Regions from separate parts of the Homo sapiens genome. Here region 1 is linked to region 2. A link is a contact called in ENCODE Hi-C data. All regions are on one chromosome and are shown on one strand. The core of a region is the stretch at or near the end of the contact, and the rest is flanking DNA. Distances in the headings are between cores, read along the strand shown. Region 1 has its middle 81 kb from the start of APOB. Region 2 overlaps LOC105373465 (a long non-coding RNA gene).

What was found. Hi-C counts contacts between places; a loop is a spot of excess contacts on that map. Pooled maps may share reads with other maps.
Region 1: a loop to region 2 is called in a pooled map of right cardiac atrium, with 2.6 times the contacts of the local background. The contact joins two enhancer-like sites. A Hi-C loop is called at or near these places in 1 of 168 maps with a recorded cell type or tissue (psoas muscle), 3 of 37 single-sample maps with no recorded cell type and 11 of 50 pooled maps.

The regions. Positions count from the first base shown.
Region 1 is chr2:20,960,393-20,966,563 of GRCh38, reverse strand. No RefSeq gene overlaps it. Among named protein-coding and RNA genes, the nearest start is that of APOB, 81 kb to the left of the region's middle. RefSeq lists an enhancer at 3,461-3,510. Within about 2 kb of position 4,488, at least 2 of the 41 ENCODE cell types and tissues checked have a DNase peak (open chromatin) inside an H3K27ac peak, as active enhancers do.
Region 2 is chr2:20,416,076-20,421,639 of GRCh38, reverse strand. It overlaps LOC105373465 (a long non-coding RNA gene), which reads left to right. Exons shown (of 5, transcript XR_001739317.2): 3 at 2,753-3,029. Among named protein-coding and RNA genes, the nearest start is that of RHOB, 28 kb to the left of the region's middle. Within about 2 kb of position 2,484, at least 19 of the 41 ENCODE cell types and tissues checked have a DNase peak (open chromatin) inside an H3K27ac peak, as active enhancers do.

The DNA of each region.
Region 1 (6,171 bases), core at 3,239-5,738, 540 kb before region 2:
GGCTCTCGCTTCTCTCCTCAATGTCATTCATAGCCCTTCAGTGTTGGCCTTGTGGGCTGGGAGCGGTAAGGAATGGTAAGCCAGGAAGACTTGAGAACATTTTCCCTGGCGGTCAGGAAAGCACATCAAAAAGGACGCTGTTTTCCTTCTTTTCTTTCCTCTGTGCTTCCTTAAAACTGAAGTGAATGACATCACAACAACACAAAGTTGCCAAGACATACTCTACAAAAATGTCCTCACATGGTTACATTTTCTGCAAATTACAGCATTTGGAGTATAAATCAGAGTAATTGTTTAAATCAGAGTGACTGTTGAAACAGATTTCCAGTGATCAAATCAAAAACGCAATCATTCTTGCGGTTCCTCCGGTGCTTGGAGCCCCACGTACTTCTGAAACTGTCGGTTGTCAGTTACAAGGAGTGTTTACATTAACATACTGCCCGAACAGAGAAAATATATATTTTAAGAAGAAAATGTGAATCCAGGGTTACAAGAATGTTTCTGAAACAGCTAAGTCATCTTGTTTCAAGTAAAACCAGATGTTTGCATCAAGAGAAAGCCAATCATTTCTTTTAATTATGCTCAATGGCCAGGCCACCAAGAATACCCACATGTGTACACATAAGCCGGTGGAAATCAAAGGCTTTGTGACAGAGAAAGCAATCAGCAACTTCCAGACCACCAAATGGCATCCCAGCACCAGCTCTGGGCACTGTTTGAGCTCCTTCTCTAGGAGAGCACTCGGTGAGATGAGACTTGCTTCCCCCAGCGCCAACATCTCATGTCCCACCTCTGTCCCTAAAGAGTCCAGCACAAGGCCAGGGGTGAATTCCCTAGTCAAGATTCAAGATTCAGGGTGAGGGTCAACAGAAAAGGAACCTGGACAGTTAAGCTGTCTTCTTAAATGCCTTCCCAGGCCACTTCTCTATCAGGAAAGCCTCAGAAATATCTTAATGCTGAAAGAGGTGCAGTGGGGGCTCATGCTCTAGCCTGCATACCCAGATGGTAGAGGAGCCTGAGTTCATGGGAAACTTACCTGCTAGCTTGGCCTACACTCTGAAGCACTGTGGGGGTTTGATGGCACTGGTGGGAAGTCACACTCCGGCAGGTGGGCAGAGGGGATGGCGTTGGGGATGTCCACTTCCCTCTGATGGCTGCTGGGCTCAAGTCAGGGAAAAAGCCCACTTTCCAGTGTGGAGACTCCAAGCACAGTCATCATTGCCTGCTACGGTCTTCACTGGTGGAGCACAGAGACTTGGCACTAGAAAGACTCCGTTGTCAAAACGTTCCCTGTGAAAAGAAGAGAGTGGCCATGGCCCCAAAGCTTCCTCCCTGTACAACCACAGTGCCTGAGCTTTCCCTAGGTGGTAGTTTTGAATATTTGTTCCAAAAATCACTGCAGAATTATACTGCAGTGTTTCTCCTAATAGTAGTGCAAAAACTTAACACACACTTTGAGTCTGTTCCCCGAACCACGTTGTTTAAGCACGAGCTTCACAGTTTTTACTATCTACTATTATTGGTTTTAAGTTAAAATGCCTTCTTTTCTTGTCTTTTCTATTTTGTTTTGTATTATTTTTACTTAGATTATTTAGTCTTTTCCTAAGAAAAATTATTCATGAAATCACAGGTAAGGTATGCTAATTGTATATATTTGTAATATGTGTTAAATACATAAGCATTAAAATAAAAATATTTATCTATGTTTTGGCTAAAATCATTTCACAAAACACTATCAGTACTTGTCCATGGTTTTGGGAAATGCCACTTGAAGATATTTTGTAGAATTATAGCATTTCTTTCAAACCTTTCATCAGATTCCTTTAAATGACACAGCAATAAGCGATTTTCAAGGCAGTAACACTGATCCATGGCTCTGGGAGCACTGGAGCCAGCTCTCAGCATATTGATTGGCATCGGGGGGGAAGTAAGCCCCTGCTTTGTTCTGCCTCATTATAAACAGTGGCCATTTCCTATCAAGAGAATAAGGGAGGGACATCTTCTCCAGGATGCATTGTGAGGGTTGTAGACAAGTACTCAGATATGCATGTAATGTTTCCTCCCTGTCTTCATTTGTGCCCCCAAATTTCCATGATTATTTCTGTTTTTCTCAAAATGGTTCCAGCATAGGAAGTTTTCAAGGAAAGTGAATCCTGTATCATTATTAAACTAAGAGCTCTGCTTTGAACTTAGCCCAGAAGTCAGACCCACGTCTGTGGAGCAGGCATTTGCTAATCACTTCTTGGCTGCGGTTGACTGGTAATGTCCTCAAAACCAAACCATCATGGGGATTCTTGAAGTCAGAAGGGAAGCAAGTTGTTTAAAAATAAAACACTCCCTACTTTGGGCCCCCAACTCTATAAGATAGCAGCTTAACAGTCTAAATGATTGTTTTGAAATGTGCTTTGACTCCAGTTTTGCTAAATGTTTACTTGGGTCTTTCAACCTCATTGATTAAATATCCTGACTTGATTCCAGGCCAACCAATCCTACCATGTAACAGTGGAGTTCCCTTGCCCGATGTGCTTCATGCATGGTGCACTGTACACTGTTACTTCATAGCTCGGAAACTTCATCTGAAGGGCCATTTCTGAGACTCTACTCATTCATTCATCCATTCAACCTTTTAACACACAATTATTAAGCACCTATTAAATGCAATGGTCCAAGATAATTTGCTATGGGAGATTTGAAGATGCATTGACCATGAATATGAAACCTCTAACCTTGGAGAGACTTCAGGTCCATATTTCTGCAGACAATTGACCTTTATCAATCCCAGGACAATGCTAAGGGACATTCAGTCCCCCTTTGATTTACTAGAAATAAATCTCAGAACAATGCAACATGCTCTTTAAGTAAGAGTTTTTTTTTTTTTTTTAAATCACTTATCTTGCCTCTTGCAAGAGGTTGAGTCAAATGCTGAAGGGAATTTAACTAGAGTCTTAATTGGAAATGCAAAGAGTTGCTGATACCATCAAAAAAGGAAGAAGCTGAGGGAAGTGACAAGACAAGCTCTTCTTTCTAAACATCTGGTCCCACTCTCTCAACAGCTTCATAAAACACTGTTCAGAGCCGGCAGATGCATCAAGAGTACCTGGCATACAGCTACGTACCCTGAAGCAGGTGGACCTCATCAAACTTTGGCTACAAAGTAGTTCCCTATTAGCTTGCCCTTTGATTTACATTCTCGCATGAGAGTATCTCCAGGCAACGCATTTGAACAGCAGAGGCCTTTGCAGAAAACTCACAACACATGTGAGTTTTTTTTTAACATGTGGGATGCTACTCCACCTGGGGGTAAGGCTCACCTTTTGAGAACAAGAAGAGGGGAAAATCTGGACAGCCACAAGCCAGTCAACAAACCCAAATTGGATGCCGTGGCTGCAGTGAAGTATAGAGCTCACCACCAGAGGGCAGCAGTGCACACAGACACAATGTAACCTCCACATTGGAGGAGAAAACAGGTGGAAGAGGAATTAGCAATGTGCCCAAGGCTCACAGTAAGTACACACAGATGGAGGCTCAGAGCCCTGGCCTCTTACTCCCAGCCAGTCCTCCTCCACTTGCCCCCAAGGTCTCAGGAAGAGGTCATTGTGGATGGTTAGGCATCTTTATTTTACAATTGAAGTTGCCTGGTCAGACCTTAGCATCTCCTCCCAGGGAGCATGAGAGCCCTCAGCAATTCTGAGATGCTGGATGCTCTAACTTTTTTGACCTTGACCCATGGTAAGAAATACATTTAACGTTGCAAGCCACTTTTAGTATACTGTCTATCATGTGCAAAACAGCAGCACATTTTTACAAAGCAATACCCTTATTTCTCAATTCTGTCTCTTTTTTTTAATGCTAGACAGGTCTTCATCCACTACTCATATCACACTCTACTAATTGGTCACCAGTGCTGATTCAAAGGGTGGCATGGAGAGTGGCCCTTCAAAGAAAGTAGGCTGCCCCAGTCCTCTGCTCTGTTATCCCTGGATGCTACAGGCCCTGCAAGAGCTTAGGAGGGGTCTAGGGAGCTGAGCTCCTCCCATCTAAGAGGGAGAATCATGGCCCAGGGAAAGTACCATAGATAACCTTAACGGATAATTTAGCTTCATTTTGCCTATGTCATTCCTTCATTCATTCCCTCAGCAAACATTAACTCACCACTGAGAGTTTAGTCCTGTCCTTAGCCAGCCCCTGCCAGGAGGTGGTGACATGTGGTTTTAAACATCCACAGCCTTCTCCCGCAGCCTACAGGTCCCAAGACCTCTGTGGGTCCTGATCCTGAAGTTTGTGTGAAGGAGAAGATGGGAAGAGTGAATGGGGAACAATCTGAGGCAAGAGGACCAGAAGATGCTCATGGCTCAGGGGCTGGACCAGGCAGAAGCTGCAAGGGGAATTTTCTGACTAGAGGCTGGAATCTCAACACATGGGCTCAGAAACAGAGGCTCCATGACGCTTCCTCCTGCCGCCAACCCATGCACCTCCCGACTCAGAAGCAACCCCCCCGCCATGGGGCACAGCTCATAGATCTATTCTTAACGTCTTTCCTGAGACTCTGCCAAGTATTTCACTTGCTCAATTTCATTCCCTTGCTCCCTGCATGTTATTTTATGAAGAAACTCAAACGAGGAGACATCTATCAATTATCAACCCCCAAGTGATCCTAAAGCCCTGCTTAAATGCAAGGGCGAGATTTTAAATCTAATTCCCTGATGTCTGGGGTGAATTCCTGGTGAGGTCCCACAACTAAACAGAGAGCTTCCTGCCTCAATTCTGGAATTCATCTCTGCTAAGGGAAGAAAATGCATGACAATAAAAATCTGCCAAGCCCTAAAGCTAGGGCTCTGTCCTGAGGATGCTAGCTCAGCCCTCTAGCTTGGCACTGTTCTCTCATCTCCCATCTGCAACTGTAGCCCAGAAGACAAAAATGACTCAGAAGAGAACTGGTTCATTGCAAGTGATATTTATTGGGTGTCTACAGGTTGCAAAGCAGTGAATTTAGCATCAAGGAAAATAAGAAGATGAGTTATACCCAATTACTTCTTCAAGTTTTTCCACAGTTGGGTAGAGGAGGTAAGATAAGCCTTGGCTTGAGTAGCAGCCCTCTGAGAACCCATCCCTCTCTCACCCAGGGTACTGGGCCCTTTTTTGACCATGCTTCTTCCCTGAACCTGTTCTTCGCTTACCACATGAGATTGTATTTGTTGGCTCACCTGTCTGCTACTCAAGTAGAATGCCATTTCCTTATGAGCGGTTTGGAGTGATGCTCAGCTACTGGCTTCAAAAAAGAAGGAAGGGGCCGGGGCCCCAGGAATACAGGCACTTGAAGGTGAAAAAGGGAAGGGAATGAATTCATCCCTGTATTAGCTTGTTCTCGCATTGCTGTAAAGAACTACCTGAGACTGGGTGATTTATAAAGAAAAGAGCTTCAATTGATTCACAGTTCCTCAGGCTGCACAGGAAGCATGGCTGGGGAGGCCTCAGGAAACTTACAATCATGGCGTAAAGTGAAGGGGAAACAGGCACATCTTACACAGCCAGAGAAGAAGCAAGAGAGATCGAGGTGCAAGGTGGCTACACACTTTTAAACAACCAGATCTTGTAAGAACTCACTCACTATCACAAGAACAGCAAGGGGGAAGTCTGCCCCCATGGCCCAATCACCTCGCACCAGGCCCCTTCTGCAACATTGAGAATTACAGTTCAATGTGAGATTTGGGTGGTGACACAGACAGTTCAATGTGAGATTTGGGTGGTGACACAGACAGTTCAATGTGAGATTTGGGTGGGGACACAGAGTTGAATTACATCAGTCCTAGAAAGGAATACAGCCTTGCCAACACCTTACTTTTAGCCCAGTGAAGCCCATGTCAAACTTCTACAGAACTGTAAGATCCATGTGTGTTTTTTGAAGCCAGCAAATTGTGGTGACTTGTTATAGCAGCGATGGGAAGCTAAGACAGATTTTGGTCATTTTCTTTGAAACAAGTACTCGTGATTCTCTTCTGTGCTTCAGGGGAGACATCACCAGGTGAGACAAAGGTGACCTTCTCTTGGAAAACCAAGGCCATAGGAAGAATTGTCTGGTTCTGTCCTAGCTGGGAAGGAATTGGAAGCTGGTTCTTTAAGGGACAAAGAGAAGAGGTCTGCCTCCAGGGAGTGGGATCCTGAGGCTGGAGG
Region 2 (5,564 bases), core at 1,235-3,734:
CAAGCAGCAGACCTGGTGGCCCCGCTGTGAGCAAATTAGCTCATCTTCCTGGGACCCATAGAGCCGTCGGCCATTCCAAAATATCAGCCTCTTCGCTGGTTTCCGCCCAGCTGCCAAGGGACTACCCATGGACTTGGGGGTTGACCTTTCACTGCCTCCAGCTCATGGGGATGGACTTCCGCTCTAAAGGCAAGGGAGCATTGCCAACCCCTGCCACTCCAACAAGAGGGAGCTGTTCTTTTTCACTGTAGGGATTAAAACTCACAACAAAAACACTCAAGAAGCAGGCCAGGCACGGTGGTTCACACCTGTAATCCCAGCACTTTGGGAGGCCAAGGCAGGCAGATCACCTGAGGTCGGGAGTTCAAGATCAGCCTGACCAACATGGAGAAACCCCATCTCCACTAAAAATATAAAATTAGCCAGGCATGGTGGCACATACCTGTAATCCCAGCAACTTAGGAGGCTGAGACAGGAGAATCGCTTGAATCTGGGAGGCAGAGGTTGCAGTGAACTGAGATCATGCCATTGCATTCCAGCCTGGACAACAAAAGCAAAACTCCGTCTCAAAAAAAAAAAAAATACCCAAGAAGCCCCAGCTCCAATGCACTGTCAGAGCCTTCCAAAGTCCTCTTTTGTCACCACCTCATGGGGGTGGCTTCCAGTGACTACCGAGCAGACCATCAGACACTTATTCTCTGGTCATTCCAGGCATGTGACACATTGCCAGCCACTGGCATTGCCAAGAAGCTTGGGACGGACTGCTACCATAGTCACCTCAGGGGCATTACAAGCAGATGTGCCCGAAGTACTAGAAAGTTAATATCTATTTACTCATTTATTTTTGAGATGGAGTCTTGCTCTGCCGCGCCCAGGCTGGAGTACAGTAGCACCATCTTGGCTCACTGCAACCTCCCCCTCCTGGGTTCAAGTGATTCTCCTGCCTCAGTCTCCCAGGCAGCTGGGATTACAGGCACCTGCCACCACGCCCTGCTAATTTTTTGTATTTTTAGTAGAGACGGGGGTTTCACCATATTGGCCAGGCTGGTCTCGAACTTCCGACCTCAGGTGATCCCCCCCGCCTCGGCCTCCCAAAGTGCTGGGATTACAGGTGTGAGCCACTGCGCCTGGCCAAAGTTAATATTTATATTATCCAAAACCAGAGGTTCTACAGGAACAAGTATTTACTTCCCTTTGTACAGAGGCCCACCTGCTAGGGCAATGGTTAGGTGCACATGACATAAACCAGGCAATGTTAGAGGTACGTGCATATGGTATCTTTGCAGGGGTAAGGGATGGTTTTAACATAGGCCTTGGAGATTTCTAGGAGATTGGTCATTTCCTTAAACAGCTTATTTCTGGCATGAAAAACTTCCATCTTCAACACTCTTACTCCCTCCCATTACTTCAATTTCTACCTTTACTCCTAAATATGCAGCTACAGCCTTGACTTGGTTCTCGAGCTCCAGATTTGGCAAACTCACCTATCGCCACAGAGAAGTCTCACGGCCAAGCTGAATAAAATAAAACGCTTCTCTTTGCTGTAAGCCCACTCCTCCTCCCATCTTCCCTGTTCCTGTGAGCCATAACACATTCACCTCATCATCAAGGGTCACACCCTTAGAATCCTCACCGACAGCTCCTAACCCACAAGCAGGAAGGCTGGGCAGTGCACCCTCACTGCTTGTCTCAGACCCCTCACGTCCCTCATACCTACTGTCACAGCCCCAGGTCACCTAGAAAGCTGCTCTCCTCCCTCCTTTTCTTACAGCACAACGAGCCAGATTCATCTTCCAAAGCACCGCTGTCCTCTCCAAGCTGCAGTCTCTCACTCTCTTGCCCTTAGAGTAAGTCCGAATGCCTCACCCGGGCCTCCATGATCCAGCCAAGCTGCCCTTGCAGCCTTTCCTCCCCGCACCCCACCGGCATCCCCTGGGCTGCCCAATCAGCCTCCACCAGATTCCCAGGCAGGGGAGCCACGGGGGAATGTCCAGTGTTGGAGCTGGAAGCCAGGGACGCTGACTTTAGAACTGTCTGGTTGCTGTGGAGCCTCATGGAGTCTTCCCAGGTCTGTCTCCCTGTTTGAGGCTTGCACTCCAGAGGCCCCTCTGGGCAATAATGAACCACCGGGAGTGGTGCCGGGATCGCAGACAGAGATGGACTGCCTGGAGCAGGGTCACCAGGACCAAGGCAGTAACTCAGGTCTGTCAGCGACTTTGTCCACTTCGTCTGTCTCTCAGGCAATTCCTAGAGCTGTGGGAGGGCCCAGGACATGCCCACACCCAGCCACAGTGAGAATGAGGCTGGTTGCTCCTCACTTCTGTTAAATCAAACTAAATTTGGCCTGAGAAAGCCTCTGTACTCACATACTTGAGTTCTTACTTAGGAACAACAAGCTAACTTAGTACCTAAACAAACTGAAAACTCAACTCAGCAGTATGCTTCTGTAACAATGGCTGAGTCTCAGCCAGTCGCAGGCGGCCAGCTGTTCAGACCTTGTACCAATGAGGAAAACGCTGAGCTGTAACTAACCCAGCTGTTTCTGTAGCTCACAATTCCTGTATGTCACCTTCCTTTTTCTGTCCATAAATCTTATCTGACCATGTAGCAGCCCTGGAGTCTCTGAATCTATTCTGATTCTGGGGGCTATCAAATTCAGAAATCATTTTGGTTGTTTTTTTTCTTTTCTTTTCTTTTTTTTTTCAATTAAACTCTGTTAAATTTAATATGTCTAAAGTTTTTCTTTTAACAGATTTGGTGTCAGAAGTGAGAATACAGAGTAAAACTTCAGCAACCCCCAGGAACACCAGGGAACCAGACCAGATACCTGCGAAGCCAGCTGTGCCCACTGATTTCTTGTTTGTAACTGGAGGTCGTGGCTGAATTTTCTCTCAGATTCCAAGATCCAAGAATTTGTGTTCTCAGCTCTCCAAGTTTGTTTGAGCAATCTTTGGACTGGGCTGGGTTTGGGATTGGATTGGATTCAATAATCAACCGGATTAGATTCAGTTAGAGGCTGAGGGCCTCAGGTGGGTACCTTTTTGGTAATGAGTTCATCTCAATTCAAAGAGCCTGGGACTCCACATTCTGGGACTCCAGCTACTTTTATGTATAAAATTATGGGCCCAGAACATGTGCATTTTCAGAAAAAATGGGTTAACCTCACTGAGACAACTTAGAAAAGATAATGGGGAAGTTTTAATTTGGTTAAAATTATTTATTTGCAAGTCATATGAGAAAAAAGGAATCAGAATCCCACATAAAAACAATAGTATGTATCCTTTAATTAGTATAGGAAGATCTAAAAGACTGAACAAATCAAAAATTGCATCCGTAAAAGATTCTTTGCAAAAAGCAAGTGAAAATCTTAAACAACAGACTAAGGACATCATAAAAGAGGACTAAGGCCGAGCACAGTGGCTCATGTCTGTAATCCCAGCACTTTGGAAGGTCAAGGTGGGAAAATTGCTTGAGTCCAGGAGTTCGAGACCAGCATGGGCAACATAGTGAGACCTCATCTCTACAAAAACATAAACAAAATTAGCCAGGTATAGTGGTTTACACCTGTAGTCCTAGCTACTTGGGAGGCTGAGGTGGGAAGATTGCTTGAGCCCAGGAGGTTGAGGCTTCAGTGAGCCAAGATTGCACCACTACACTCCAGTCTGAGCAACAGAGTGAGATCCTGTCTCAAAATAATCATTAATAGTAATAACAATAAATTACAATAAATTATTTTTGTTGTTGTTTTTTTGAGATGGAGTTTTGCTTTTGTTGCCCAGGCTGGATGGAGTGCAGTGGCACGATCTCAGTTCACCACAACCTCTGCCTTCCGGGTTCAAGCAATTCTCCTGCCTCAGCCTCCCTAGTGGGCTGGGATTACAGGTGCATGCCACCATGCCTGGCTAATTTTATATTTTTAGTAGAGATGGGGTTTCACCATGTTGGTCAGACTGGTCTCAAACTCCCGACCTCAGGTGATCCACCTGCCTCAGCCTCCCAAATTGTTGGGATTACAGGCGTGAGCCACCACGCCCGGCCTATAATAAATTAATTTTTAAACTTTCCACTGGTAAGATACTTTGAAAAGAAACAAGGACTATGTTCTTACTGAACTAACCACAACTGTTTATTCTCTTTATCCATCCCCAACTAAATATTCTGAGTCCACTAACCTTGCTAAATTACCCTTTCACCCTGAAGAATATTGACAAAAGAGAAGGCAAACAGATGTCTTTACAAAGTAAGACCTCTGATCAGCCAGGCCTTCCTGCTGTAACCACTTTAACTCCATGATCTAAAATTGAGCTTAGAGCCATTGTAAAAGACTTCCCTGATGCAAGGAGAAACCCTCAAAAATTTACTGAGGAATTTAGAATCTTCCTAGGAATGGAGGATCCAGGACTCCTTGACCTTTACCAATTTATTCACATGATATTGGGACCTGGCAAATGGATGCCAGCAACAGAATGGAACACACATGAGGAGGATATTAAAGACCCCTCCAAGACCTCCTCATGGGAAGGGCCAAAAGGAGCATGAAAAAATGCTGAACCCCTTCTAGATTCAATTTCTAAGATTTTTCACACATTTTTGTCTTCTGGTTTGCATGATGGACCAATCACATTCACCAAAAATTGATTGGTCCATGATGCAATCCTGCAGACAAGAAAAAAAAAAGATGAACCAGTTTCACATTATAGAACTCACTTAGAAACACTATTTCAGAAACATTCTGGGCTCAACATATGGCAAGGAGCATTTCCTGCAGAGACTGAAACGGCATAAACTGTTCTATTTATAAGCAGATTTTGTCCTGAACTTAGCAGTTTAATTAAAAAACATAAACCTAGATGGGAAGTGACAGATATGACTGAATTGGTGGCTGTAGCTGAACATTTTGAAAGGGCTCTACAGGAAGAAAAAACCCAAAGATTAACAAGCCTATGTCCCTTCAACCTTCAAAAAGCTGCAACCTGTGAAGTTTTTTCAACCAAGAGGTCCTGAAACAAGAGGTCCCAAAGTATCTCCCTTTATTGCAAATGACTAGAAAAGAGACACTGGAAAAGAAATTCTCCATTTTTCTGACAGTCCACCAATAAGCCTCTTTCCTTTAGGCTAGAGAGAGCCCAAGAGATTTTAGCTCTCGTGATAATTGACCAGACTCTAAGAGAGTCCCCTGATAAAGTGCTGCCCATAACACCTCTAAATAAACATAGAGAAACAAGAGTTAGAATAAAGGAAATCTTGTACAATCCTGGTGGATACCAAAGCCTCCTATCTACCATAAAGCCACTTTAATAGATCAACAAATCGCTGAGAGTAAAAACGTTATGTTTTTTGCTGGGGGTTTTGAATGAAGTTCAAGAGGTTCCTATGTTTGAACTCGTTCAATGGACTTTGGGGCCATTTTCAGAAAAAACATACTTTTGTACTGTGGGATACTACTCCAGTAAACTTCCTAGGGCAAGACTTACTTTCAAAGCTAAAAGAATGCGGGCAAGATGGCGGATAGAAGGCAGGACTAGCTTGCAGCTCCGGCTCAGAGGAGACTCACCTCGTGAACT